Linked DNA regions of Mus musculus: regions 1, 3, 4, 5, 6 and 7 are each linked to region 2. Evidence: chromatin loops called from intact Hi-C (ENCODE). Cell type or tissue: left cerebral cortex. All regions are shown on one strand.

Region 1 (4,000 bases), 76 kb after region 2:
AATAACTGGGAGCCCCCTTAAAGTTTACAGAATACATGACACGTACTTCTCCCCGGAGACAGGGAGTCTCAATACGAAGCACATGGGCCAATTCCAGGAGATACACTGGAAGAAACTCCGTCTCAACTATCCCTCCCTCTCCCTTCCACCTCAGTTTGGTCAATCTGGGGTGGCCTTGTGACCTTGGTAAGAAGAGCTGGATATGATGGCTGACTACTGTGGCCTCAAGGGCCAATCATAAAACAAGTGTGAGTCTGCAAGAAGCGCCCAGCGCCCACCTTCAGTGCATGCAGCACAGTGGCCAAGTCAGGACAGGTCGGACAGTGAAGCTGGGTCTTATCCTAGGAAGGAGCTTCCTCTGTCCATAGCCTGATGAGTCACGTGGCAGTGCCTACACACCTGAGGCCATACTCTAGCTAGAGAGTTGGGGTAAAAAAAAAACCCAAGAATAATGGCATACCCCAGGACCTGGGCTTCCACCCTATGAGCTTCTAGTTCACGGATGACCTGAAGAACTACATCTAGAAGCGGCCAGGCTGTGCAAATCAACCAAGGCCTGTGTCAAAGGAAGCTGAGCATGTAATCGGTAGAGTCAGTTTGGAACTCAGAGGTCTCTCAACTCCAGGGTACTGCCCATGCCCTTCCATCTGACCTCAACTCCCTAGTCTAAGTGGTACCAGGCTAGAAGCACCCTAGTTATACTGGGAGGGAGCCTCGACTTAAGAGCAAGTATTAATACCCTGTCTTGGGTCAGCTCATGAAGCAGGAGTAGTGGTAAGTAGTATGATTTCAAGCTACCAGCAAATGCCTTACTTTGCAACCTGCTTGTTTCTGCCTAAGGTCTGGCCCTTTCCCTAGGAACCAGAAACTGATGAAAAGGATATCACATCTGAAGAGTACAACTAATTTAGGGCTCTATTAAATTTAGGGGTCTAACCATTTTCATATTACAGATACTTCTGTAGGCTGCAGAGGGTGAAGAGGCTGGGGGTTCTCAAAGTGCTATGCTCTCCATGTACTGGGCCTGGACAGAAATGAGGTATGGAAACCCAGTGGCTCCACAGTTAACATTTTGGAGCTACTGAAAGTCTATCTGAACTTCCTTGTTCTGCAAACTTCCAGAACAACTAACTATTAGTTAGCACCATACACTTACCTAGTGCCTGAACTCTGCAGCACTTCCCTAATAGCTCTATGCTCATACATGTGCCACATGGCTTAGCAAGCCCATCAGGGCCAAGTGATGCCATGGGCTCCTCTGAGGTACTCCTGTCTCCCTCCTTCCTGCTCCTAAAAGCATGATCAACCCTGTGGGTGGACAGGCAAGTCCGTGGTACCTGCAGTCTGAGCTGGTTGGAGGGGCTGCAAAGCTGGTACAGGTCCTCCCCAGTCCAGGAACACAGGGCAGGTAGATACATAACATGATGTGGAGGCTGCATCAGCACCAAGGGTATCTAGCAGAAACTCACAGCAAGGGTCTACTTCTACTGTGTCTGCTCAGTACCTTCAAAGGTCAATGGCTGGAACGGGGTGGGTCTCCCAAACAATATGAGTTAATAAAGAAGAGGAAGAGGCTCTTCCACAGAGAGATCTGCTGAGCTGGAGACAGGAGGAGCCAGGGGTTGGATCTTCTCATTTCTGCTCTAGAGAACTGTAAATACAGGGCCTTATCAAAGACACAGCCCACTGGGAGGTGGTGGAGACACAAGGCATGCATAGATCCTCAGTCTCTTTTTCAACATATATGATGCAGGACCAAACCAAATCTAGATGGATGCTCAAGTGTTCTCCCAGGAGATCACTGAAACACCAGCCCCAGAGGAGCAGAGGGGATCTAGCCACTGTGCCATGCTTCTCCAGGGCTTTTCTGAAATGGATCTCAACACAGCAATCTTGGAAGAGTCGCCCATGTTCCCCAGGAATCTGTATACAGGGCAGACCTCCGTGGAGCCAGGATAGCTCTGCCCCCTCAGCTCTCTACTAGACCTCCAAGTGAGAGCTACCATGGCACTCAGAGCACCCATCCTTCCCCTAAGAACCACCTGACATAGGAACGGCCCTGGCACCAATTCTACCCTACCCAGGAGTGTCACATCCCCATCCTGGAAGGCAGAGTAACAGCTCAGATGAGATGAGTGACATGGAGTGAGGGTGTCTTTAAGCACTATCACCAGCTCTCTGGGGTTCCACTTTAATGACCCTCTAAGTCCATCAGTTTGCTTATGCCAAGTACACTGTCACCAGCTTGTTACTGTACAGGTGAGACCATGGAAAGATTAAGCTATAGGCCAGCATGCAAGCCTCCTACTGTTAGTAAGAAATGTGACGGAATAGTCGCCACCTGCCTCATCCCACATGGAACAGCCTCTAGATGCCCAAGAGTGACAGACTTAGTGTTAGTTATGGCCTACCTACCACAGGACAGAGCCATGACAATGTGCTGCAGACAGGCGCAGGCCACATGGAGCTGACAGTGACAAGAATCACTCCAGGCAGCCTACAGGGCTTCCAAATGTCATTCAAAGATGCCAGCACCCCCATTTTTGCAGGTAGGAAAATGCAATCTCAAAAGGAAGCTGCTTCCGCCAGACCTGCTCCTTCCCTGCCTCCCACATGGACGTAGGCAGATGGCGACCTGAGCATGTCTTGGAAGCACAAGCACTGTGAATCCATGAGGTAAATGAGCAGCCGCAACATTGCCCGTGTCACCCCAGACCCAGCACCCCCCTCGCCAAAACAAAGCGACAAATGAAGTCGCTCAAAGCACCCTCCCCGTAGCTGGTGTGCCGCCCTTGGCACAGTAGGGAGAACAGGGACTATACCGTCCGGCGCCGCCTGCTGATGGGGTTTTTTACATTTGACGTAATCGTGGTCAATCGGAGTGGCTGTGTAAGGTGGGGATGTCAGACCTGGGCCAGAGGAGGAGGGAAGGGAGGCTCCGGGGCCCGGCAGTGTCCCAGCTGAAGAGTGGGAGTCCTCATCCACCAGGCAGGCCTTCTCCCTGTGGGGACAAAGCTGCACGTCAATGTCCACACTATGAGGAAAGAAATGTTCCTGTGGGTCAGCACCCTTCCCGGGCGGGGGCTGCTGCTCCACATACCTTGAGTGGTCCCTGTCTCGAGTGGCTAATGCACTAAGGAGGAAGGGCTTCCCCCATATCACCCTCACAGCCTCCAGCTTCTAAATGGATGCTGCCCAACTTCTCTGGCCAGGGGCTAACACGTTCTGGTTTCAGGCTCGGGAAATCTTGCAGGGGAAGTGTCAAACATATCCTTAGCATGCACACCAAGTCAGAGCCTTTCTGCAAGATATCTCAGCACAGCCAATCCTCCACAAATGAGCATCCACAAACAAGTACACACCAGCGCAGGCTTGCACAAGTACAACATTGGTAACGGGGAGGAGGGGGGAGTAGAACTATCCTTCCTGTTCATGTAACACTGGACATCTTCACTATGCAGCAAAGGTATGAGGCAGGGAAAAGGTCTAAACAGGTCAGCACAGATGGCGTCCCAGGCCCACTGCTGAAAGGTGAGCAATTAAACACCCTCAGTTGTTCTTTGTTGAAGTTTGAGGAGAATTTTATCAGAGTTTGAGAGAGGAAAAACAAACAGAACAGGAAAGTCACCCCATAAACCTCCACAACTGCCAGGAAGAGAGATGGAGAAGAGAGACAGCCCTGCCACTTGAGTCAGGGGCTGAGAAAGCGGGGAAGTTCAACAATGACTATGACAGACAGCTACACGGCACTGGACAAGGATGCATGCTTACACGCTGCCCAGTCAGCATTTGAAAGAAAATGGGACACTGAGTTACTCTTTCTCAGTTCCAACCCACAAAAGCAAGCACCCTACCCCGAGGGGCTCCTCCACAAGCAGTCGATGCCTTGCTTAGGTTTTCATTTATTTTGTTTTTAATTAAGGAACCCAGGGGACTGGGGGGCTGGGGGTAGGGTACCACAGTGGCTAAACACTTGCCTAACATACACAGGCTCCTGGGT
Region 2 (4,000 bases):
GTACTTTCCTCTGCTTCAGTAGCCAGACTCTGCTGTCACACAGTTACTTCTGTGACTCTCGGACTGGGTATACCTACATGACCTCACCGTTCTGGTTTCTGTGGGTTCCTGGGCCCCCATCAATCCAAGAGTGCATATCTCCTTTCTGTCTGTCTGTCTGTCTAGAGTTGATGGTAGGACCCTGCGAGTGCTTTACGGGCCCCTATTTCCTCTCTTGGGTCTCCCAACCCCTGTTTCCAAGCCCATGCATTACTGCCTATCCCTTGTACAAGGACCCAAGGGCAGGACACTAGGTTCGGATATTTGGATATTCCATCACTCCAACCAAGGGTTCACAAATTGCCGGCATTGCCTCCTGCAAACTCGCCATTAGAGATGCCTCTCTAAGGCTAAGGCCCTTTCATGTCTCTGAGGGTCTTCGCTTGCTCTGGTATCTTCCACCTTCACACTGGTGGGAGCCGTACCTGGCTTCTCTGGACTCTTAGGAAAATCCCCATCAGGTTATGGGGCTTCCCAGTCCAGCCTGTCCTTGGCACTGAAGATGGTAGCTGTTTGGGGCCAGGCTCTCAGCCAGAGAACCCATTTTTCGTCCTTTAGATGGGAGGTGCAGGGACAGACAAGTCTAGGGCACACCCTGGGTTGTAGTGGGAGCAACTTCAGGTCAAAAGAGGCCGTGCCTTCACGATGAAGTCTGGATGCTGCTGGATGCAAGAAAGTCATCGTAAGTCACCCCCCTCTACCCCCACCCCCGCATCTTTGCCGCTCCCCAGAAAGACCTTTAACTGAAATGACCCTGACTAACCTGTCTTTTTTTTTTTTTTTTTTTCGAGACAAGGGCCTCACCGTGGGGAATAGGTTAGCCCCATACTTACAGGTTAAAGCAATCCTCCTGTTTCAGCCTCCTAAGTAGCTAAGCTATAAGCCTGCTGCCATTCTCAGCTTGGAACCCCTGTGGTCCTGGTGTAGACTTCTAGGCTATTCTGACAGATCTGCAGCGGCTTGCCTTGATCTCACATGTCCAGGCCCGGTCTAAGAAGCTAGCGTCCCACTCATGGTCGAGCATCTGGCCTGGCTTAACTTGGCTCAGGGACCCTCTGGGGACTCAAGCAGTAGGACACAAGCCTTGCTTTACCTCATCTGAGAGGAAAGTACCAGACGAACAGGCAAGACAAAAAAACCCCTCAGTCCTACCCTATCCTGAGCTGCAAACCTAAAGAAAAATAAGAAGCAAGGCTATGGGGGCGGGGCGGGGGCGGGGATTGGAAAGTCAGAACCAATGAGGCTGTCCCCTCCTCTAGCATCCTGGGTGCTCCATCCTTCAAGCCTGTAGTTCCCAGTCGTTTACACATAATGTGCCTCTTCATTCAGTTCTTTCTGGAAACCCTCGGAGGGACCTGTCCCTGGTGCTCAGCTCTTCCATTTCTTGCCAGGACTTCTGGCTAAGGGTAAAGTTAAATAAGAGAACTCTGGGCGCCTCTTCAGCTGGACAAACCCGTACAACCTAGGGGGCGTGGGGTGTGGGGTGTGCAGAAACCTTGGCCGTGAGTGTGACCAAACAGGCAAGGGCTATCATTCCCAACCACCTAGGATCTGGCACTTCTGCGGCCATCAGGGTTCACTGTTCCTGCTCTCTTCTGCCCCCGCGTGGCTGCTCCTGAAATTGCAGAACACAATAAGTCCCACAGAAACTTCCCTACGGGATTCGGTAGGTGGAGCTCTATCACACTCTCTGTCTGAGAAACAATTCTGATCCTACCCAACTCTGCCTAGGCTTTTCACAGCCCTCACTCAGGGGGTCTTTCCACAAAGGAGAACTTTGGGCCCCGCTGGCCGTTCTGCTGCCTACTGATCTGTGCTTCCAAGAAAGTCGATCTAGGTCAAATAAATGAGGCTTAATTCTGTGCTTATCTGAGAAGTGGCAGCAACTGGGCAGGGCTTGGAGCCCAAGCCAGGATTGTACAAGGTACCTTTTTCTCAGAGAACACCAGAGTGGGATGTTGCCTTTCCTGTGAGCAGCCCAGCAGCTCATCAACAATTGAACCAGTGTCATCAGGTCTGGGGAGGAGGTGGGATTAGCCAGAGGGCACCTGACTCTTTCATCTCATGACTATGACAGCCCAGTTGAGCCTTTTGCAGGCACTGGCCTTCCCACTGGGTACCACCCACCATTCTTATTCTTATTCTTTTTTTTTTTTTTTTTCAAGACAGGGTTTCTCTGTGTAGCCCTGGCTGTCCTGGAACTCACTCTGTAGACCAGGCTGGCCTCGAACTCAGAAGTCCGCCTGTCTCTGCCTCCCAAGTGCTGGGATTAAAGGTGTGCGCCACCACCGCCCCGGCATCACCATTCTTCTAAATCCCACCCTATCTGTGGAAAAGCTCGGGAGAGACTACGTACGCCATGGGAAGCAGGAGCAGAGGAAGCAGGCAGGGCTCAAACTCTGATGCTATTAGTGGGTGACCTCACGGACAGTTATGGAACCGTGGGGAAACACAAACAGACGGGAACCAGGAAAGATGTAACATGAGCTTGTGTTCTTGTATGGGGATGGAAGGGCGTTCCTGAGTATGCTAGAGAAGAGGTAAGAGTAGAAGCCTGGGGTACAAAAGAGGTCTCTTCTCTGCTGGACAGTTCTCTTTCTCACTGCTCAGGCTCCGGGGCCACTCTTCATTGTGGGACTGAGCCAACCCGAGCTCTCAAGTTGTTCCATGGGGCAGGAATCAAGGCAGTTTAGCTCTGGGGGACCTCACAGGAAGGCAGGCACCAGGTCTCAGTTTATCAGGCTCTGGGGAGTGAGGAACTGAAATGGGAGCTTCCAACGCAGGGCTTGGGACATAGGTACTCCAGTTCTAGGACGGGACAAGAAGGCCATCCCTTAAGTCTGAGGAGTTAGAGTCATAACCAATAGACAAAGGAAGTGCAGGTTACTGATGGAGAAGTGTTGGGGGTGGGGTTCTGGAGTTAAGACTATCCGGTATCATGTCTCAGTCAGAAGGACAGGCTAGGACAGGTATTGGGTCCATAGTGTTCAAGGCACAGATACTAGATGTGGCATTCATAGGACTAGGGTACATGTTCTTTGCGCTTCTCCCGGGGAGACTGGGTCTTGGTGAGCACGTGGCCCGATGCTGTCAGCCAAGTGTGCTCTGGTCTCAGGGCTGTGAGCTCCACATGGTCCTACAACAGAGATAGGTTTAACATGGCACCGGAGTCCCGCCAACTGCTCTTAGGTCCTAAGAAAGCTAAAGAGCAGCGGGGCTGGGGGTGGGAGTTCTTGAGTGATGCCCTCACACAGGTAGGGTCTTACATGTTGCTCTTCCTGCGGCGATGCAGCATCATATAGATGATAGAGATCAGTGCCACTATGGCCAGGCCTCCGAAGATGATACTCAGTAGCACCGTGTAGCTCCGCCCTGAGAGAGATGAAAGTGGCGACAAAGGCCAGGAAGGCACAGGCATGCAGAGGCAGGATGGGAGGGGCAGCTCACCTGGCTGACACTCTGGGGTAGGCATAGACCACTTTCCATCAGCCTGACAGGTGCTACTCTCCGGCCCCACCAAGCTGTAGCCATTGTTGCAGCTGAATCGGACAACGGATCCTTCCAGGTACCTCAAGCCTTCCTTATGCCCGTTTGCAGGTGGGGGTAGCCAGCCACAGGATACCACTGGGCAGAGCAGAGGACAGGCCTGAACTGCTGGCCACTGAATGGGGGGGAGGGAGTGCTAGGCGATCTGAGAGGTCCACCCCTTGAGTCCCTCCCCACTCCCTACCAGGCTGCAGGCTCTTCAGACGGTGCTGGTGCAGTTGGTGGGCAATCCGGGTGGCGTTGCCCACGCTCGAGCTTCCTGTGCTCATCACATCAAGGATGCAGAAACGGTCACCCTCACACAGTCTGGCCACATCTTCTGTCTGGCTGGGGCTGAGTGTGGTCTCATCAGGGAAGAGTGGTTTGAAGTTGGGGTTGTGCTTGGGTCCGTACACGAATTGGTAGACCAGAAGCC
Region 3 (4,000 bases), 84 kb after region 2:
GTCATTTCTCGTTAACTCAAAGGTCCTTTCTTTTAGCTTCTTTCTGTAGCACCTTAACGGTATGAGTTTATGAAGTTCCTATTGATCTCTTTCTAGGGTTCCCAACTATAACCTGCATGGCCGTGGTAAGGACTGGTGTCCCTCAGCCACACAGGTTACAACTGGAAGGAGGTTAAGGAGGAAGAAGGCTGATACAACTATGCCTCATTGATCTCAAAAAACCAGGCATCCTTTACAGCGTAAAGCCCCAGTGCAGGGAATGAGCACCTTGCTCCCACACGCTCAGTGGGACATGCAAGCAGAGGGATTCTGTCATACTGCCTCGAAAACGAGGCCCTACAGCCAGTCTATTTAAGGGAAAGGCAGCTGCTTAAATGTAGTTCTTCTGCTTGCACTGCTTAATAGCTGTGTGGCTCTGTCACTGTCCCTAGTTTTGCTAAGTTCAGCGGGAACAATATCCCACTCAGGAGGAAGAGGGACAGTGGTCAGAAGCTATGCCATTTGACTCCATTCTGGCTTGTCACCCTCTGACAGAATGGATACCCTTACTCACAGCCTTTCAGCCTCCCTGTGTATTGAGTGCCTGTGCTGGCATCCTGGCTGACATCTCCCAGTGCTGCTTGGGAGAAGGAATGGGTCGTTTTCATATGTAGCATGAAACACAGAAACAATGTCAAGTCACCCCCTCCGAGTCACTTGGTTAGGAAGTTCTGGTCCCCAATTCTTTCTCCATGCCTTAAATCCAACATCATAGGAATATTTCCACTTCCCCATACCATCTCTGGCAAGTTTGCAGGCAAAAGCTAAAGACCACAGCAGTTCAGATATGGCAAACAGGTGCAACAGCCTAGTTCTCAGACATAGTAAAAAAAAACACAGCTTAAGCAACCCGGGGACTGTATCCTAGAAATCTGCCTCCCCAGGGGTGGAAGGAGCCCAGGGAACACAGGGCAGCCCTGCAGGGCAGTATGCACCCCAGATACTGAGGCCAAACCTCTCCCTTCCTCCAGGTCAGGAGATGTCAAGTTTGCCCTCTACCTGCAGGAGCTGGACAAATAAAGCTCTGCAAAAGGTCCTCTCGGTTCTCGGAACAAGTCTTCCCTCACGGGGAGGGACTACCTCACCTCAGTGTGTCTACCTGGAGGATAATTGTGTCCCTACTGTTATAAGGCCACCCAATGAAGCAATAAGGGGTTTCTGTATGGTCGGCTATAACAAAGTTGAGTTCACATTTAAAAGGATTGTATTGGAGCCGTAGAAAGTGACCCGAGTAGAGATCTACAGCACAGGCTGAGGGAAAAGGGAAGCCAGACACTGCATTTAGTACACTGGCATCCAGGATGAAAGGAAAAGTCCAACAGGCAAATCCTCCTAGACTTTTCTAAATGTACACACCACTTGTGTGTAAAAAGGCTTTGTTTCCTTGTACAGTCTAGAAAGATAAATAACAACTTCTTAAAGGAGGTGATGCTTAGATGAGAGGCAATGCAGGCACTTCTCCACTCTGTTCTTGTCAGGACAAGGCCCTGCACAGCACTTGATATCTGCCCTGTTAGCAGTGGGCTGGGACCTCTAAGGACACTTCTCACACATACTCTCTGCTTCTGGGCTCAAGCCTATCCCTATGATGTCACATCTAAACTACTGAAGAAAAAAATAAATTTAAAAAAATAATAAAGGAAAACATAATGCCCACCCAGGAGCTTGCAAAAGCACAGCTTCTGTCTGCAGGTCCCTGGTACGTCCTTTTAACAAGCTCCACGCCTACCCAAAAGACCCAGCCAAGTATGGAGCCCCTATTCTCACTTATCTATAGAGTTCATACAGTCTGCACACTGAGGAAGAAAAACATGGGGACCAAACTGCTTTGAGTCTAGAAGCCAGAGACGAGCTACTAAGCTGAGGGCGAGGTGCCCGAGCACAGATGAGGACAGCAGCAGTGCCTTGAGGCCTCACACAACAGCAGGGAAGCCCAGGGTCGTGCTGCCCCTCAAGTGTGCAAACTCTGAGCCTTTATGCTCCAGAACTCACAGTGAGCACAGCTGACCATTACCTGCCAAGAGAATACCCCTGAAAGGCACAGAGGATTCAGAGAGTCCCAGGGCAAGGGAGGTCGCTCCCAAGTAGCTTTGGAAACGTAGCTTTCTAAAATGCATGCTGCAAAGGTGAAAGGTGTGTGTTACAGAATCCTACAACCGACAGAAAGCTGAGCTCTCCAAGAGTCAACTTCAGCTCTGCTCACAAAGAAGAGCACATTCTTGAACTGTCAAGTTCTAGTGACACAAGATTCAGGAGGCATTTTCACGACTAATTTTTTCATAAGGCCCAATGACATCTTTTATTCACTATTGATTACAGTAACTCAGTCCTCATTAAGTGGGTTCACTTCATGACTCTCTCGGAGCCGAGGTTCTCAAACAGTAGCCTTGTGTTCAGGGCAGACTGTTAAGGATGCAGCTCAGATATAAAACTGGCAACCTCTAGTGGAGAAGTCTACTGCTGCATTCTTCCTCAGCTTTTGCAGTATCATCTGCCAAGTTCAGAGGCTCTGCAGGCCAGTGTCTTACTCTGCAGGGTCCTAGAGGCAGTAGGGACCTCAGCACACTGTCAGCTCCCCATCAAGGCAACAACGCTTCAGAGGAGGGCAGTGGCGAGTGCAGAGGGTCTCTTCCAGCCACCCAGCAGTGTCAACAGTGTCGGCAGTGCCATCATCTTGCCTGGGGTTTTCATCACAGATGATCAGTGCAAAACCTGAAACCAAGTACTATCTACCTGACTGGTCAGCTCCTTCAACCTTCTTCCTCAGAGATCTTCCTGAGCTCCAACCTCTTACTGCCCCGCTGGCCTGCATGGTGTGGGGATGTAGCTCTACAGCAGTCTGTGCTCACCAGGTCTGATCTCTAGCAGCCTCCACCTGCTGCTAAGAAATCCGAAAGCATGTCGGAGCGATCCCTTCACTTGCATCTGAAGGAACCAGTGATGCTCTACAGAGCAGAGCTGTAGGTCAGACCTGCATCCTGCCGAGAGGAACACCACACATGGCAACTGAAAACCCTAATGCCAGGCCAAGCATATTACCGCGGCCCCCACGTCCTTCTCTGGAAACAGGGAATCGGTGCCTACTTCAGATGGTCTTATCCCTTCTTCACTACTCAACTCCGTTCAAACTGATGACCAGTCAGGCAGGTCATAAGAGTCTACCTCTGAAATTGTTGTCAATGGACTAGGTGCCCAACGACCAAGAAACAACAACATTCCTGCAGGAAAACAGTTCACATGTCCCAGAGAGCTGGTGTGTCAGAACAAAGAGCAGCAGGGACCTAGGCCAGCCTATTTAGACAGACAATGGCAGGCCCTCTGTAGCACCCTCCTCACCTGCTGCACAAGCTCCGGGGGCAGCTCACTTCTCCACTGCTTCAGCTGACGGGATGCGAAAGAGTGTAAGGCATAGGACATGGTACCATACTCAATCCACAAGGACAAATTAGAGCTGTCAATCTCAAGGGCCCTCCGGAAGCAGTTGAGAACAGGTGTGGCATGTTTCCAGATGGGCCCATCACTCTTCAGCTCATTTGAGTTCAGCTTGTCCTGAATTCGGCTGGCCCGGGCCAGAGCCATTCCCGCCCAGGAGTCAAACCTAGGGTAGTGAGAAAAGCAACAGCTACCAACATTGCTGACCTGAAGGATGGACGGCAGACACTACAGCTTGACAGAGAGTCCGGCAGATACTACAGCCTGACAGACAGTCGGCAGACACTATGGAAGCAGAGCTAATGCTGCCCCTCCTATACACCATCAGTTCAGCCCACCACACCTTAAAACTGGCGTGCGGAACTCTCTGATCACCCCAGGAGATGGCAAAGGCAGAAGCAGCCAGGGAAACCCAGAGGTGCTTTTACTACCCTCCAACACGCTCGCGTGACACCGTGCAAGAGAGAAGCAGGAAAGACACCAAAGACACGCTGGTGCAGAGGACAGCAAGCATGGGAGAGCTTTCTCA
Region 4 (4,000 bases), 320 kb after region 2:
GCTGGCAGGGGTGGGGGTGAGGGTGTCACAGATCAGCGATAAGAGGATTTGAAAAGTATAAACAGTGGCCCTGGGCTCAACCCCCAGGATATAAAAAGCAAAGAGACACACATAAAAAACGTGCATAAAAACAGACGTATCCAGCTGCTTCGCCAGGGCTCTGAAGAAGTACCTCATTTCTGGAGATGAGCATCCAGATGCCGCGTTTGGGGGTTACGGAGTCCCAGAAGGGTCTAGCTTACACTCTTCTCGCCCTTCTTGCTTTCATCCACCTTCACCTCATTGTGGTCCTATATGAGCGGTGGGGGAGGGGGACATGTCTGGCCAGGATTACCTTTGAATAAAGGATCTCGAGCCTAGCCTCAAGGAAGGTTCAGCTGTAATTGGAGGCTCTAGACTCGCCTTTCCCAACCTCAGTATTTTCCTGTGCGCTCCGTCCAGCGCGGGCTCCGCTCCGCTGTGCTAGAACATGCTTTAGGGACACCAGGCCACCAGCGGCCAGGCTCAGCAGCAGGAGCACAGAGATGATGAGACCTCCTGAGGCCTAGAGTGGTTCCGGAAGTGCCCACGGGTGGGGAAGGGCAGGGTAGTTTGCTGGGGTGGTGCTGGGGGTGGGGGACACCTGGGGAGCAGGGCTCCAGGCCCTGGGGGAGTCGGATGTGGCTCCGCCCCGCCGGCCAGCTGGTGGTCCTGTCCCTGCCCAGATGCCCCCCTGCGTCCTCTCCACTGGTCCTTCCCGCTCCACCACCAGATCTACCTATGGCTCAGTTGGACCACCGCGAGGGTGCCCCAATTGGCGCACGATCTGCGGGGAGCTCGGTGCGCGGATCTGCGGCCTCTCATCCAGCTTAGAAACCGTGATTGAGCCTAGCGTTTGCCTGTGCTAGGCTTTGGTGGGGGGTATGAGTTCCCGAGAGAGGTGGGCGGTTTGGGATTCCAGATCTTTGGATTTTCAGTCTGGAAACATTTAACAGAGTGGTGGGGTGGGGTGGGGGTGGGGGGCAGATAAAGAACTCCGTGGTCGTCTCACCCCTCCCTTACTCTCCAGCAACTCACCATCTCGAAACTCATTAAGTGTGGCACTGCTACACGTTCTCAGTCAGGGTTACTAAAAAATGGTCAAATGCTCTGACCACTCAGAGCGTTTGCAGGACACGGAGAACCCTAAGCACTTGGGAGCCTGAATCAGGATTGCCAACTGGCCTCTGAGGCAATGGGCAGATCTTTGTGAGTTCGAGATTATACTGGTGTATATAACAAGTTTCACGACAGTCAAAGCTAAACCACGAGATCCTATCTCAAAACCCAAATAAATAACTTTAAAAAAAAAAAAAAAAAAAAGCAAGCGTGACTTTTTTTTTTGCTTATTTATGGGTAGACAGCGACACCATGTGGGAGATCTAAGCAATTTCAGACCGTGTCTTAGAATGTGGGAAGAGAAACAGGGACTGAACTCCCCCATCTCAAGGGTGTTTTTCTCTTTAAATTTGCCTATTCTTTCTAGGGAAGATTGAATACTTGGAGAGGTACCACAGGTCTCCCTCCGTTAGTCCAGAGTGATTTCACTCCTGAGGTTAGGAGTTATCTTTTGGAGCAATATCTCCCCCTGGCGGCTCTAATGCATATCACATACTTCGATCAAATCCAACCCCAATCCTATTAATCCCTCAGCACTAAAAATTCCCAATTTAATAGTTAATTTGTAATTTAAAATTACAACCAACGATTTTTTGCTTCCAGTGTGGTCTACTACAAGGGTAATCCTGAGATGTTCTTTCTTTTTTTCTTTTTCGAGACAGCGTTTCTCTGTGTAGTCCTGGCTGTCCTGGAACTCACTTCGGTAGAAATCCACCTGCCTCTGCCTCCCAAGTGCTGGGATTAAAGGCATGCGCCACCACTGCCCAGCTTCTGAGATTTTTGAAAATGTTTTTGATAAGCTACTTATTCTCCAATGGTGAAATGAGCCAGTTAAGCCAAATTAAAATATACAAAGGCAGGTTTAATGGTAATCAGCTCTCAGGTGGATTCACTGGTCCCAAGGACCAAATGAGGCCTGAGAAGTCACCAGGGGGAAGGAGACAGAGGGGAAGAGAAAGAGAAAGACGGAGTGTGTGTGTGTGTGTGTGTGTGTGTGTGTGTGTGTGTACATGCACAGGGAGAAATGGAAAAGACTTATTGGGGGTTAAGAGCACTGACTGCTCTTCCCAAGGTCTTGAGTTCAGTTCCCAGCACCCACGTGGCAGCTTGAAACTGTCTGGTGCCGTCTTCTGGTGTGCAGATGTACATACAGCAATAACCCCCCCCACACACACACACATAAATATTGCAACAGAAACGACTATGTTCACCCAAAATTCAAGAGACAAGTCATTTCATGTATGGGAGGAGCACTATGGTCGAGAAGCACATCTCATACTTAGAGTCAGTCCTAGCGATTCTGATTATTCCCATCCAGGTAGAAATCTTTGCCATTTATTGCAGTCAGCTAGCAGCACTGCTACTGCAGTCCCCAGCTGACATCTACCACCCTCTACTTAACAAATAGCCCGTTATTGTATGTATTATATACATTTGTACGTCACGTGATGCCTAATCTTGCTTGTCAGCTTGACCACATCTGGAATCAACTAAACCCCAAGCCATGAGGGATTATTCCTGATTGAATCATCTGAGTGGGGAAGACCCACCTCACATCTGGATCTTTTGAGGAAGGGACTAGTCTGAAAGCTAAGTCACAACTTTGGTTCGCAGTCCGTGTAAAAGGACATACAAGAAGGGTGTTCCTGTTACTCGGGCATTCCTTCATTGGTCTTTGTTCATTGGTTTGTTGCTTGTATTATGTTAATTGGACTCCCAAAATTACAGGGGGATTCATACCTCGACACATAAGACGCTGAGGGCTCCTGCTCCTACTTGGCTTTGATTGGTAAATACAGTTGCCGGAGGCAAAAGGCTGGGCAGGGAGACAGAGGCAGGACTTCTAGAATTCCCGGACAAGGAACACGGGAGAGGGAGAAAGAAGATTGCCATCCCAGAAAAGAAACAAGATCCAGGGTTGAGACTGCAGAAGAGAAAGCTCTTCCCTGCCCAGCCCATACAGAGAAAATAAATCATTTAAGAAGTTGAATTGTAAGCCGGGAGTTGGTGGTGCATGCCTTTAATCCCAGCACTTGGGAGGCAGAGGCAGGCAGATCACTGAGTTCGAGTCCTGTGTGGTCTACAGAGTGAGTTCCAGGACAGCCAGGGCTACACAGAGAAACCCTGTCTCAAACAAAACAAAACAAAACAAAACAAAACAAAACAAAATTTACTTGCATAAAATGGCACGGCTCCTGAGGTTAGCTCTGCCATCCAGAGCTGTGGCTGTGGTGAGATAAGCAAAGGAAGCGCCTTGGCACACAGTTTAAGTGCCAAAAACAACAAACAAACAAACAAAACAAAAGAAAAATGGAATTGAGGTAGATACCAGTTTGATATCACATTTTAATTAAAAATAATGCGAACATCCACTAAGATCAAATATAAACCGAAAATGAAGACGGAAGAGATGTTACTGGTTTCAAAATCTGCTCCATGATCCGCTATAGCTCATAAAGACGTCATTAACGACCCTTCTTCAGTTGTCCCACATTAGTCCCACCTGCGCCAAAATTTAGCCAAGGATGATCCTTTGTGGCTAATGATGGAGAGACTGCATAGGGACTGACCAGGCAAGGCTCCCTCTCTCCCTCTCCTTCCCTCCCCTGACCTCCTCCCGCACACCCGGTATGTCTCCGTCTCTCTCTTTCCCTCCATTCCCTATTGAACTCATGACCTCCGGAAGAACAGTCAGTGCTCTTAACCGCTAAGCCATCTCACCAGCCTCACAGCCCCAGGTTTGTTGTTGACGTTGTTGTTTCGAGGGCTTCTCTGTGTATCCCTGGCTGTCCTGGAACTTACTCTGTGGACCAGGCTGGACTCGAACTCAGAAATCCGCCTGCTTGCCTCTGCCTCCCAAGTG
Region 5 (4,000 bases), 68 kb after region 2:
GCCTTCTTCTACCAGGTGTGTGTGCTGCTGCTCAGCTGTAAGGCCAGCACTGATGAGGGAGAACACAAGACCTGGTGTCAAAACTAAACTAAACCTAAACTAAAGTAGCAGCAAAGCATGAAGCCTTCTAAAACACACAAAAGTAAAATGCATAAAAACCACAAGAAGCCGGAAGACCCTTACAGTGCTGTGAAGAAGTGCAGTGTCTTCAGGTTGGTGGTGACTAATGGTGTCACTGTTAGCCGGAAGGCACAAACCACATTTGTGCAATCAGTGAATAAGTGATAAAGTAGTTTGGGTATCTGAGGGTGAAGTAGGGATCTAGAGAGCCAAGTCCAAATTCACCCTGTCACTGACCAGCTATGCTGAGATGGGGCAGAGGCAGACACAGCCCCACTGTGGCCCTCCCAGTCCTCCTTCAGAACCTTAGACATCAAACACTGGTGACTGTATCAGCAGGTAATCCCAGGGGATTGTACAAGCTACTTGGTGGGAAAATGGGAAACAAGGTGGAATTGTTTACAAAAAGTAGAAAGCCCGGAGCCTGGCAGGGCAGACTGTCAGTGCTGAAATCCTGCTCCTTTGTTCGAGCCTGGAAAACCTAAAATCCATGCCACAGTGATTTGCACTTTGGTTCCCCTCTATGTAAAACTAAAGAACAGTGACCATTTCCAAAACTGTCATTATGATTACACAGGTCATTAAACACAGGTGCCTGTGCAATACCTGGCACCCATAAAAATGTCAGCCCAATTATCCATTCCTAATTGTTACAGAGACTAGGTACGATTTATCAGTAATGCCACACACTAACCATCAGACATTTTATTCTGAATAGTTTTGCTGAGCCACACTGCAGTGGGTTACGGGTGCCCTTTCTTAACCAGTGCCCAATCACTGACCTCAAGCCAAGAGAGAGACTTGCAGAGGAACACTGAGAACTAGCTCTGACCTCCAATACCTGCTCTGCTGCTCTGGCCATGAGACGGAGGTGTCAACACGTAGCACAGTAGAGACGGCTGTCAGGTCCACAGCCCAGTGAGTGATAGCTCCTAAGTTCAGCTGGCCAGATGTAATAAAAACAGAGGATTTGGGCCACAGAAGAGACCAAAGCTGGAATTGTCTTACTTGATAAAAAGCTCTTCCTTACTTTCAGGGTCAGGCATGGGGCTTCCTAAGTCCTGAGTGAGGGATAAAGGCCAGGCCTGCTACACTCAGAAGAAACTCCATCTTGGGTCTCCACTGTAAGGGACCACTGCTCCCTCTGCAGGACTGATAGCCCATTGCTGTCTCCGTAGAAAGAGAATATTGAGAAATGGTGACCATTATTAATTACACTTACAGTAATCATATAAAAAGTCAGTATAATGGATACATGGGGGAGAACCACAGCATTACAGAGGCCAGAGGACAATGCTTTCATCAGTCATCTCCTCCATCTACATGAGGACTCCAGGCACAGGCCTCAGGGAACAGGCTTGCTTAGCGAGTGCCTTTACCTGCTCTATCTTGCTAGCCCTTGTTGAAGAACTTTGAACTAAAGGGTCTTTGGTGCACATTCCAATCTCATATCTGCTACTGACATGCTAGACAAACATGGCTGAGTAAGTCTACTGCCTTAGGGCTCCCATTTCATGTTTCTTAACACAAGCATCCTTATTCCTGAACATGGGATCTCCACAGGCTCTACCCCCTCACACACGCTAATGACAGCATAATGACCTATCCCATCCCACAGCATTCGCACTGGCCTAGACAGAAACATGAATAGCTTGGGCAATGCCAGAGAGGCCTGAAAGTCTCCAGAAGATGGCAGCCATGCCCTTGCTGTTAGCATCCCCAAGAGAGCCAGGCCAGGGCCAGCTCATCTCAGGCAACAGGAAACACGCTGTGGGGACTGCAGACTGAGAAGCATAGCCAACCAACACTGAGCTTCAGGAAAGCATCCAGGCTTTGCCAGGATGATCTCACCACTGGCACAATGCCTCACTAGCTCACTGGCTCTCAAGCTGTTAGGCTCGCAGCCTAAAGGAATTGCCAGTTTGGTGGAATCCCAGCTGTGATCATTGTAAAAACAGAGGATTGACTTGAGCAAATGGGTATTTACTCCTAATGAGCTAATGCCTGCGCAATGCTTCAACACGAGGGGACCACGGATCCACAAGCAACATGGGGAAGACAGCCAGACTATAACGGGAATGCTGTGGGCAAGAAGAGATGATGGAACGGAGGGTTGTGCTCCACTGAAAAGCAACACCCCGCAGAGAGAACACTCTTAAGCCTCTTAAAATGCCATGAGAGGCACAGCAGCCACAGGGGAGGGGCCAGGCTGGACAGCCTGGGGATGCACTTCCCCAACCTCTCACATGCGTGAGAAGCTCTGAGAGCTGGCAGAGCTCAGGCTGCCACCGCTACTGAGGATGTTGTGGTAGCTCCAGTTCTCTCCTCAGGGATGAACACAGTATAAAGCAGCCCTAATAAAAGCACAGCTAATGGAGCCAGAATCACCACAGTCCTGTGGCAACACCTAAAGGTCACAGTGCTGGACAGTGCCGGGGGTTAAAGGTTGTACACAACAAAGACTAGGAAGCCGGAGCCAGCAGGGCAGGCTGCTGCCTGCTCGTGGGATGCTGGGGGCTTACATGTATTAGAAATAGAAGACGGCAATGGCCATCGACATAGGTCAGTAGATGTAGGCCAGTCATTAGGATTTCTATCTGGCATGCATAAAGCCCTAGGCTCAATTCTCAGCACCACATAAACTAGTAACTCCCATACCCACTAGGAGAGGCAAGAGCATCAGAAACTAGCCAAGTCATCCTTGGCTAGAAAGAGGGTAAGTATCTTCTCCTGTCCTGCTTCTTCCAAGACTAAAGGCATGAAAGACTTGTATTTTTTAAATTATGTGTAGAGGCCAGAGTGTTGAATCCCCTGAAGCTGGAGCTAGAGGAGGTTGTGAGCCATGTAACACGGGTGCTGAGGATTGATCTAAGTCCCCTGGAAGAAAGGCAAGTGCTCTTATTCTCTGAGCCATCTTCTCCAGGCCCAAGATTAGAAACTTTAAATTGCAACTTCTTTTCTCTTCATTGTATACATGTGAATGCAATGCGAGCATTGTGTGTACGTGGAAGGTCCCTCAGGCATAGTATGTGTCTTTTCCTAATGAGCCCTCCCTCTGTCTTGCTACCCCATCCCCCTCCTCCTTCTCCTCCTTTGCAGTAAGAACGTTACTACACAGCCCTGGGCCTTGGGATCCTCCTACTTCAGGCTCTTGATTTCTGGGATTGCAGGCAAGTGTCACCACACTCAGCAAAGGTGAATTTCTTCAAATAAGATACGTTAAGAGGTTGCAAAGTTCAGGATTTTGTTTTTCTCTGTTCCTGCAGGTCTGGTGAGTATGAAATGGTGGGTAAGATAATCCTGATTACAAAGTCCAAGAAGACACACATGGTTCCACATCAAGTACCCAACTGGCCAGAGGAAGCCAAGTTTCCCTTCTTTCAGAGCCATAGGGTAAAGACGAATGAAAAACTCTTAGAAGATACCCAGAAGCCTAGCCTGTGGTATACAACTATAATCCCTGCACTCAGGAAGCTAAGGCAGGAGCCAGCCTGCGCTACCTGTCAGGATCTGACTTTAAAATATAAATAGATAAGTAGGTTGCTGTAGTGTGCATGCATACAGAGCCTCCCCATCCCCTCTCCCAGGGAGCCATATCTTCTCTGGCACAGCTGACTGAGGACCTTGAGGAGGCAAACAGACAAAGATAAGAGAGAAAGTGTGCCAGGCACATTTCGCAATATGATAAAAGTACCCTCTTTCTGCGACCAGCTAATGAAGGATGGCTCAGGGGCTGGATGAAATCAGACAAACAACAGAGCCTAGTAGCTCTCCCACAACAGAAGGCCAGCCTTAGACTCTAAAGTCGGATCAGTTAGTTAGGAGTAACAAGGAAAACTGTGTGAAGCCTGGGGCAGCCTCTCCTCCTCCTCCTCCTCCT
Region 6 (4,000 bases), 50 kb before region 2:
TCAAGGCCACTATATTTTTCTCCCACCCACAGTGACATCTTCATCTGTCATGTGGTGGTTGTCCACAGTCTTCTCTGGGACCCCCCCAGATGGAACCTATGAAAATCTTTCTCATCCTGCTTACTCCTCTACCCCAAGCCTGTGTGGCTTGTAGCAAAAAGCCGAAGTCAAGCCTCTTCCTTCATCCTGTTCATTCTCCATTATCAGAGGGTTTATTTTCCCTAAAGACTTATTTATTATATGTAAGTGCACTGTAGCTGTCTTCAGACACACCAGAAGAGGGCGTCAGATCTCATTACGGGTGGTTATAAGCCACTATGTAGTTGCTGGGATTGGAACTCAGGACCTCCAGAAGAGCAGTCAGTGCTCTTAACCGCTGAGCCATCTCACCAGCCTTACCCCTCAGGTTTCATTCAGGGCTCTCCACTAGAATGCTTCCTGCCTCTCTATTCCTGTCGTCTGGCCTCCCATTTCCAATACTCTCCCTGCCTACTAGTGTTCTCTCCATGTTACACTGTTCAAGACTCGAATCTTCCCTGCTGATTCTTCAGCTCTGACCACAAGTTCCATAAACAATCACACAGATCATGTAAGAACATGGCAAGGGTCTAGTGGCTTGAGGGACAGACAGTCACAGGCTGGAGGTTAAAGAGGGTGTCGGACGGGATTTAGAAGGTACTGTCCCTAGTCCTGGGGAGGTCCTGGTTTAGCATAGAGGTAAGATCCGCGGCTGGGGCTTCCTAAGACCAGCTGGGACAGCCCTGTTGCATCCCCTTCCCGCCTCCTCCCTCCTAACCTCCTCAGGCCAGCTCTGGGGTCTCGGCAGGTGATCCGCAACATGAGCTCTGAGTTCTACGCCACCCAGCTCCGAGCCCGCATCACTGATGAAACCACCCACCCAGCCGCCTACTATGAGCCTGAATTCTACCTTCAGGATGATGGAGGCACCGCTCACCTGTCTGCGGTTTCAGAGGATGGCAGTGCTGTGGCTGCCACTAGTACCATCAACCTCTAGTAGGGGCTGTGCAGCTGCTGGGCAGAGCAGGGACCTGGGGGTGGGTGGGTGGGTGGGGCTCCTAGTAAGTGCTCTTGGCCTGGGCTGGGTGGGGACCAGGTGGGGAATGGCTGGGTTGTATATCATTATCTGAGCTGGCCTATCTTCAGCTTTGGCTCCAAGGTCCTGTCTCGGGTCAGTGGCATCCTGTTTAATGATGAGATGGATGACTTCAGCTCGCCCAACTTCATCAACCAGTTCAGGGTAGCCCCCTCACCAGCCAACTTCATCAAGCCAGGTGCAGGGTGGGAATCCTGGGATGCAGGGCATGAGTTGGGAGGGGGCTGGTACCCTAGGCAGGCAGCAGACCAGCCCCCTGTCTCCTCCTATGGATCATAGGTAAGCAGCCTCTTTCATCCATGTGTCCCTCAATCATCCTGGATAAGGACGGCCAGGTTCGCATGGTGGTCGGAGCCTCAGGGGGTACCCAGATCACCACATCTGTTGCACTGGTATGTGCCTTTTGCCTGCCCTTTCCTGCTCCTGTCTCTCTCTGCCCTTGCTCCTGGGCTATACTGACATATTGGTATCCTTTCCCGCCAGGCCATCATCAACAGCCTGTGGTTCGGATACGATGTGAAGAGAGCTGTGGAGGAGCCCCGGCTGCACAACCAGCTTTTACCTAATACCACAACGGTAGAGAAAGACATTGATCAGGTAGGCTGGGAGCTGAGGAGACAGAATCATGGTGTGGGATGAGAGAGCATCCTAGAGGCTGGCATCTTCTGAGTTACGACAAATCTGTGGCCCTGCTGAGACGTGCCCTGTCCTTTCTCTCTCTCTCTCTCTCTCTCTCTCTCTCTCTCTCACACACACACACACACACACCCCAGGTGGTGACTGCAGGCCTGAAGATTCGGCACCACCATACAGAAGTCACGCCCACCTTCATCGCTGTAGTTCAGGCTGTCGTTCGAGCATCAGGTGGTTGGGCAGCTGCCTCAGACTCCAGAAAAGGCGGGGAACCTGCTGGCTACTGAGTGCCCGGAAGAGGCAAGATTGACCCGCAGCCAAGGGACGAGAATGGGAACAGGAGCAAGAGTGGGACGTTGGAGAACATGCCGCCTCTGGGTGGGACAGAGGGAGCGCAATAAATGGAGGCCACCGCCAAGCTGCGGGAAGCCTTTGCGGGCTGAACTTTCCATATCATGGACTTTAGTGTCTTGTGTATGAAATGGAGTCATCTCACTTGGAAAATGACAAGGCAGGATCCTAAGACTTACCGTGATGTTAAGTCATGAAGCTAACACCAACCTTTAAGTGGGGGGAATCCCACCGTGCCTGAGAGTTAGGGGGATGGGGTAAACAGAACACCTAAATTGTCCTAAGCAGTGACACTTGCAATATCAGCCACTAGAGGGCGCCCCGACCTTGCCATTAACTGGAACAAAGCAATGACACTGTAGCTGTGGGTGGAGAATGCTTCTAGGACAGATGTGGGCTCTCATTGGCCCGCACTTAGGGGGTAAAACTGAAGGAGAGTAGACTAGAGACAAAAACAAGGCAATTTGGCTAAGGCCATACTTGAGGTCACTTTCCAAGCACAAACCCAGAGTGAAAGCCAAGCTTGTCTTGCAAGAGGCCCAGTTCTCAAACAAACAGACAGTCCCAGCAGGTCCGCCAGCTATAGAAAACCCACAGATCCACAAGGGGAACACAGCTCACAATGGATGAGCCCAGAAGAGCACCATTAGATACATCCCTCCTTGTGTTAGTCAGGGTTTCTATTGCTGCAATGAAAGACCATGACCAAAGCAGCTTGGAGAGGAAAGGGTTTATTTGGCTTACATTTCCACATCACAGTTGACCATGAAAGGTAAGGACAGGCACTCAGACGGGCCAGGAACCTGGAGACAGGAGCCAATACAGGGGCCATGGAAGAGTGCGACTTGCTCCTCATGGCTTGTTCAGCCTTCTTTCTTATAGAACCCAGGACCTTCAGCCCAGGGATGGCGCCACCCACAATAGGCTAAACCCTCCTCCATCCATCACTAATTTAAAAACTGTCCTGCAGGCTTGCCCACAGCTAGATCTTATGGAGGTATTTTCTCAGTTGAGGCTCCCTCTCTGATGACTCTAGTTTGTGTCAAGTTGATATAAAACTAGCCAACACACTCTTTAAGGGCAGCCCCTCATGCTGTGTCAAGGTCTATAGAACTCACAGCTGTGACCACGAGGTAAAGAGACACTTGGAGACAATGTAGAAGTGAGCCACCGGGGTAGTCACAGCCTAGGAGCTAAATATTGCCCCTTAAAGTGAGCACAAGTTGGGGGTCCCTGAGGGAAGGGACCCAGTGGCTGGAGGAGGGTCCCAGGAGGCTAGAAGTCCTGGTGTTTCCAACCTGCCCATGGGAAAGCAGGGTTTTCCTGTAGGTGTGCTCCATGTCTGAGCTCTAAAGCTCTCTATCTCTGGGGCTCCTTGGGGAACACAGAAGCTGGGCTGAAGGGGGGGGTGCCAGCCATTCCTCAATCCATATTTGAAGGGGAGAAGGCAGGATTCCCTAGGCCAATATATTAAGATATGGTATATCAGTGTTTCATGCCCCACTGGACTGGCCGGAGATTTCCATGGACCCAGGGTGCTTGAAGTGTACCGCGCTCTCCCAGACCCACTGCGTATAGCCCAGAGCTTCTTTGGAGACTTGGGGACTTGAGTGACCATCCCCTTTCTAGTGCCTTTCCATGTTACTTCCTGGATAAGGGCCTTTGGAGCCACCAGACCTGGCCTTCCCAGCCAAGTCCAGTATGATAGCAAGCCTTGAGAATCCGTAGAACTGCCTCTGAACTCTGGTCTGCGCCTGACCAGGATGTCCCAGCCAGGGACCAGGAGGGGAAGATAACCTACCCTTGTGTCTGCTTGTTCCCCCCATACTGCTTTGGCCTTAGGGGACAGTGGCCCGTGAGTGGACTGGCCTACATTCAAGAATGTGCTTTGGTTCCTGGTTG
Region 7 (4,000 bases), 220 kb after region 2:
TATCACAGCTGCCTGAATGGCCTCATTCACAGGAGACACAGCTGGGGCCCCTCGTGGGTGGGCAGACACACTTCAGGAAAATGGGACCGGACCATTCAGCAGGTGGGGTGGAGGTGGGCAGCGGGGAGCAATGGAGAAGAGGGTGGGGTGAGGTAAGAAAGAAGCCAGAGCTGGACAGCCCCCAAAGGAGGGACAGAAAATTTCCCCATCGTTTCATGACCAAGGTGGTACCATAGTGCTGAGGGCAAACTAGCTCTGCCTATTGTGAGCCCAAGGTGGACTGATGGTCTCAGAAAATATCTGCAATTAACCAAGACCTAGGGCTTTGGATGGATAAACGAACTCTCCCCCCCCCCACCCCCCACGGCGCTTCTCTGTCCTGGAACTCGCGTAGTCCAGGCTGGCCTCGAACTCAGAGAGATCCGCCTGCCTGCCTCTGCGTCTGCAGTGCTTGGTTAAAGGCCCATGCTGTAACAACAAGGTTCAGATGAAAGCACTCTTAAGGCAAAAACACAACCCAGTGGGAAAAGAACCCTCAAAAATGATGAGAAAAACGTCTGGCCACCCTCTGAATAGGTCCCGCCCCGCCCCCTCCCCCTCATACTCCTCAAACCTAGAGAAAGACCAGAGCCTGTTGCTATGAATGACAAGCAAGTTCCCCCAAATGACAAAATGAGGATGGGAAGGCCTCCTGTTCCTTGCCTAGCTGGGCCACTCCCCTCTGAGAGGCCAGTAGAGCCCTAGGGAGTGACACCCCTCTCTTGAGTAAGCAGTTTTATGAGTTTCACACATAGCATAGAAAAGGCTGAAAATGGCCTGAACTTGTCATTAGGTTAAGTTGTTGTAAAAATGTCAAGATATTCTTTTCCCAGAATTGGCCTCTGTTCCTTAAGTTTACTCACTAAGAGAGATAGTCTCCGGTCCTTAAGTCTGGCCCCGTAATGCAGTTAAAGGTTAACCAATGATAAACTGCCAGCCCTAAACTGGGACTGAGAAGTGCTCTAAAAAATGTATAAAAGGTGTGTGCTTTAGCTACGCGGGGTCGCTTCCATCCTGATTTCAGGACAACCCCAGCATGCTGGATCAATAAACCTCTTGCGCTTTGCATCGATCTTCGACTCTGCGTCCCTGTGAGTGGCATCCCGGACGTAAGGCTTTTCCGGTCTTACAAAATCTTAACTGTGGCCTGTCCTGCATGGGGGGTGGTGGTGGGGGTGGTGGTGGGGGACAAAAAGCGATCTGCAGGCACCACAGTAGACTTTTTTTTTTTTTACTTAAAAGTATGTAGTATGATTTTCCTAGGAAGACGGAAAAGAAACATTATTCACCCCCTAATAATGAGGGCCCTAGCAAATCAAAGATTCTGACAAATCTACCTTGGCAAAATAAGATTACTTATAATGGCACGGGCTGGCATGGGCACCGGAACTCCAAGCTTTTTTGTTTTTGTTTTCTCTGTATAGGACAGGGTTTCTCTGTATGGCCCTGGCTGTCCTGGAACTCACTTTGTAGACCAGGCTGGCCTCGAACTCAGAAATCCGCCTGCCTCTGCCTCCCGAGTGCTGAGATTAAAGGCCGAGTGCTGGGATCACGCCCGGCTTGCTTTTTTTTTTTTTTTTTTTTTAATGTGATTGTCCTACACCCAGAGCAAAATGATATCTGGGTTCAGAGCGCCACCTAGTGTTAGCTCATCAGAGGTGGCTCACTAGAGGCATTGAGAGGACAAAAGGCAAAGATACATTGTGACCGGAAAGTTGGCCTATTGTGCAGCAGTCGGGCGCACAGAAAAACTGAGCATCTGGCTAAAAGATGGAGTCACTCTGGTCAAGTCTTAGACAAGTGTAAAGTGCTACTTGTAGAGAAAGCTGGAGTTGAGCGGACGTGTGTGATGTGCGTGAATTTAGGCCTTCTCTGGAGAAATCTGAGAGAAGGGTCACCCTGGGGTGGGAGGGAAGTGGCAGAAGAGAACTCTTTTGGCATTCGAATTTGGGCCACCTAAACCTATATTACCTGCTAATGTGAGAAGGGAGTCCTCCAGGGATGACCCCCTCCCCCAATACATTACCCAATCCCAGGTGACGGTCAGGCCTAAACACATGTACATATGAGCCCACACTGAAGGTTGTATTTTATAAATAGATACAAATATATTCACATGTTTATAAATATATATATGTACATCTATCCCTCCTCTGAGAACTGACAGGTTCCACTCATAGAACAGTCTAAGTACTTTAACAGCCCGACCTAGACCCAGCCCTACAGAGTAAAAAGCCCAAGCTCAGGACTTGTAATCCCACCAATCCCCACCCTGGACATCTTGGCCCCACCCCCGCCCCGCCCCGCCCCCAAATGCTTTATAAACCCTGTCTTCTGCTCAGTTCTCTGCACCTTCTGAGCAGTGGCAGGCACGGGCCTGGGTTTTTTCCTCCCAATCTGTGTGAGGTTTTTTTGTGGGGTGACTCTGTGGTAATCCTTGGCTCTCAAATGCCAGGACACCTTTCCCCTCAGAGTTATAACACAGTATATGTGTGTAGGCAATAATAACTAAAGGACCATAGAATTGAGGGGTAACCTTTGAGGAGTTGAAGCAGGTGACGAAAATTCAGTCCTCATAGATCTCTCAAAAGGATAATAAAAAAATTGTAAGAGGGAGGTAAATATATACATAAGAAATAAAAATATATACATTAAAAAAACAAAAAACAAAAAAACAACAAAAAAAAGGTTTCTAGGAACACAAAGATGGAATCTCCTTGGTAGCTTTTCAGTCTGGAGCCGTATTGGAATCTAGCTGTTAGTGGGTTTAGGAATGCCCTAGTAAGTTAGTGATTGTGAGTACAGACTCCAAGCTTGCCCGGTGGAGGGCACTGGGGACCAGAACAACTGCTATCTCTTGTACATGAGCACTGGACACACTAGCCTCGGTGGGGTGGGGGTTAGAGGGAGCTGTGAGGCCCACTGGTGGGTCTGTTTGCATCATGTCCCTATCCTGGTCCTGGACCCTCTCACCCAGAGAGTCCCACAGGTCTGGGGGCCTAGTATGGTGCTGCTTCTTGAGAATGGAAGGGGAAGGGGTGGGCGGATGTGAGGATGGCGTTTAGCTGCCCACGGTAGGGAAGACTCAAGCAGCATAGTCATCTAGAACTGTAACTCTGGCACAAGAGATGACAGGAAGGGAGCCAAGGAACACGGGTTTCTCCAGATGGCCCCCATGTCGAAAGCCTGAGCTAGTGCCAGAAGTGGAACCCCCTTCCGGAAAGTCTGGTGGCCCAGTAACCTGCCTTCTAGATTCTCCTGCCTCCAAAAGCTGTCTTAGGCCTGACTCATCTTCACTATGGAGGAAGATGAAACCCTAATTCAAGGAAGCCAAGGAAATGCCCAAAATAACTTTTTCCTCTTACTAATTTGGCTAGAACTGTAAATAAATCCATTTTTCTTCACCAATAGGGATCCTAGACTTCTTTTAGAATGTAGAGAAACTAAGATGGTGGGTTATGAACCTGCGTGTCCAGTTCAAGTCAAAACAAAGGAAAACCTCTGGACATTACTCAACCCTCTCAACAAGTGAAACACTGCTTTGGGAGAGCCACCAGCTCCATCTTCAGCTATTGCTCAGAAGACAGTGACTCAAACTGATCAGGCCACCTGCCAGCTTTAGAGAGTGGTGGATCCCTTCAGCATGGGCCCAATGGGGTACGCTGGCCGGCTCCTGGCGGAATCATCTCAGAGCGGTGCTCCAGGCCTCTGTTCACCGCATCAGCCTGATCACGTGATACTCTTTCAGATGTCCCGCCCCACGCCTCATCTCCGCACTTCGAGGCTGGTGCGGCACAAATGGAGGGGTTTTACAATTTATCAAGACCTGAGTACAGGCACAGGCCACCCGAGATGGAAAATGTGCCGATCCATCTTCACGATTGGGTGAATATGGAGGCATGGCATATATTTATATAGTGAACCCCTTCATTTCACAGATGGGGGAAACTGAGGCCCAAAA

The links. Hi-C counts contacts between places; a loop is a spot of excess contacts. Peaks named below come from ENCODE experiments on the same cell type or tissue, not always from the same donor. Only the 100,000 strongest peaks of a DNase experiment are listed, where the experiment ranks them.
Region 1: a loop joins it to region 2, with 2.6 times the contacts of the local background. A loop is called at or near these places in 13 of 42 quality-filtered maps.
Region 3: a loop joins it to region 2, with 2.9 times the contacts of the local background. A loop is called at or near these places in 2 of 42 quality-filtered maps.
Region 4: it touches region 2 in a loop (3-fold over the local background); 2 of 42 quality-filtered maps call a loop at or near these places.
Region 5: it touches region 2 in a loop (2.6-fold over the local background); 13 of 42 quality-filtered maps call a loop at or near these places.
Region 6: it touches region 2 in a loop (2.5-fold over the local background); 24 of 42 quality-filtered maps call a loop at or near these places.
Region 7: it touches region 2 in a loop (4-fold over the local background); 11 of 42 quality-filtered maps call a loop at or near these places.

The regions. Positions count from the first base shown.
Region 1 is chr10:75,710,631-75,714,630 of GRCm38, forward strand. Cabin1 (calcineurin binding protein 1) reads right to left here. Exons shown (of 37, transcript NM_172549.3): 26 at 2,823-3,001. Among named protein-coding and RNA genes, the nearest start is that of Gm40696, 15 kb to the left of the region's middle. In left cerebral cortex, no CTCF peak of the experiment used is centred here; DNase peaks (open chromatin) are centred at 2,388 and 2,618.
Region 2 is chr10:75,634,196-75,638,195 of GRCm38, forward strand. It overlaps Susd2 (sushi domain containing 2), which reads right to left. Exons shown (of 15, transcript NM_027890.5): 12 at 3,770-4,000; 13 at 3,487-3,663; 14 at 3,306-3,411; 15 at 2,424-3,175. The coding sequence ends at 3,151. Gm40695 (a long non-coding RNA gene) reads right to left here and starts at 2,190. Exons shown (of 2, transcript XR_871832.3): 1 at 465-2,190. In left cerebral cortex, a CTCF peak has its summit at 1,670; a DNase peak (open chromatin) is centred at 1,658.
Region 3 is chr10:75,717,903-75,721,902 of GRCm38, forward strand. Cabin1 (calcineurin binding protein 1) reads right to left here. Exons shown (of 37, transcript NM_172549.3): 23 at 3,376-3,637. Among named protein-coding and RNA genes, the nearest start is that of Gm40696, 23 kb to the left of the region's middle. In left cerebral cortex, a CTCF peak has its summit at 2,495 (motif pointing left); a DNase peak (open chromatin) is centred at 2,497.
Region 4 is chr10:75,950,385-75,954,384 of GRCm38, forward strand. It overlaps Gm40698 (a long non-coding RNA gene), which reads right to left. Exons shown (of 2, transcript XR_871837.3): 1 at 3,859-4,000; 2 at 3,466-3,640. Among named protein-coding and RNA genes, the nearest start is that of Gm5134, 2.1 kb to the right of the region's middle. In left cerebral cortex, a CTCF peak has its summit at 1,512; a DNase peak (open chromatin) is centred at 1,499; H3K4me3 peaks cover 1,119 bases.
Region 5 is chr10:75,702,456-75,706,455 of GRCm38, forward strand. All of the region lies in intron 26 of Cabin1 (calcineurin binding protein 1), which reads right to left. All of the region lies in intron 2 of Gm40696 (a long non-coding RNA gene), which reads left to right. Among named protein-coding and RNA genes, the nearest start is that of Gm40696, 7.3 kb to the left of the region's middle. In left cerebral cortex, CTCF peaks have their summits at 1,259 (motif pointing left) and 1,806 (motif pointing right); a DNase peak (open chromatin) is centred at 1,966; H3K27ac peaks cover 1,923 bases.
Region 6 is chr10:75,583,994-75,587,993 of GRCm38, forward strand. Ggt1 (gamma-glutamyltransferase 1) reads left to right here. Exons shown (of 15, transcript NM_001379537.1): 11 at 827-1,014; 12 at 1,165-1,292; 13 at 1,394-1,506; 14 at 1,598-1,711; 15 at 1,888-2,200. The coding sequence ends at 2,034. Among named protein-coding and RNA genes, the nearest start is that of Ggt5, 3.4 kb to the right of the region's middle. In left cerebral cortex, a CTCF peak has its summit at 2,406 (motif pointing right); a DNase peak (open chromatin) is centred at 2,422.
Region 7 is chr10:75,851,978-75,855,977 of GRCm38, forward strand. No RefSeq gene overlaps it. Among named protein-coding and RNA genes, the nearest start is that of Mif, 6.3 kb to the right of the region's middle. In left cerebral cortex, a CTCF peak has its summit at 1,704 (motif pointing left); DNase peaks (open chromatin) are centred at 1,682, 3,216 and 3,664.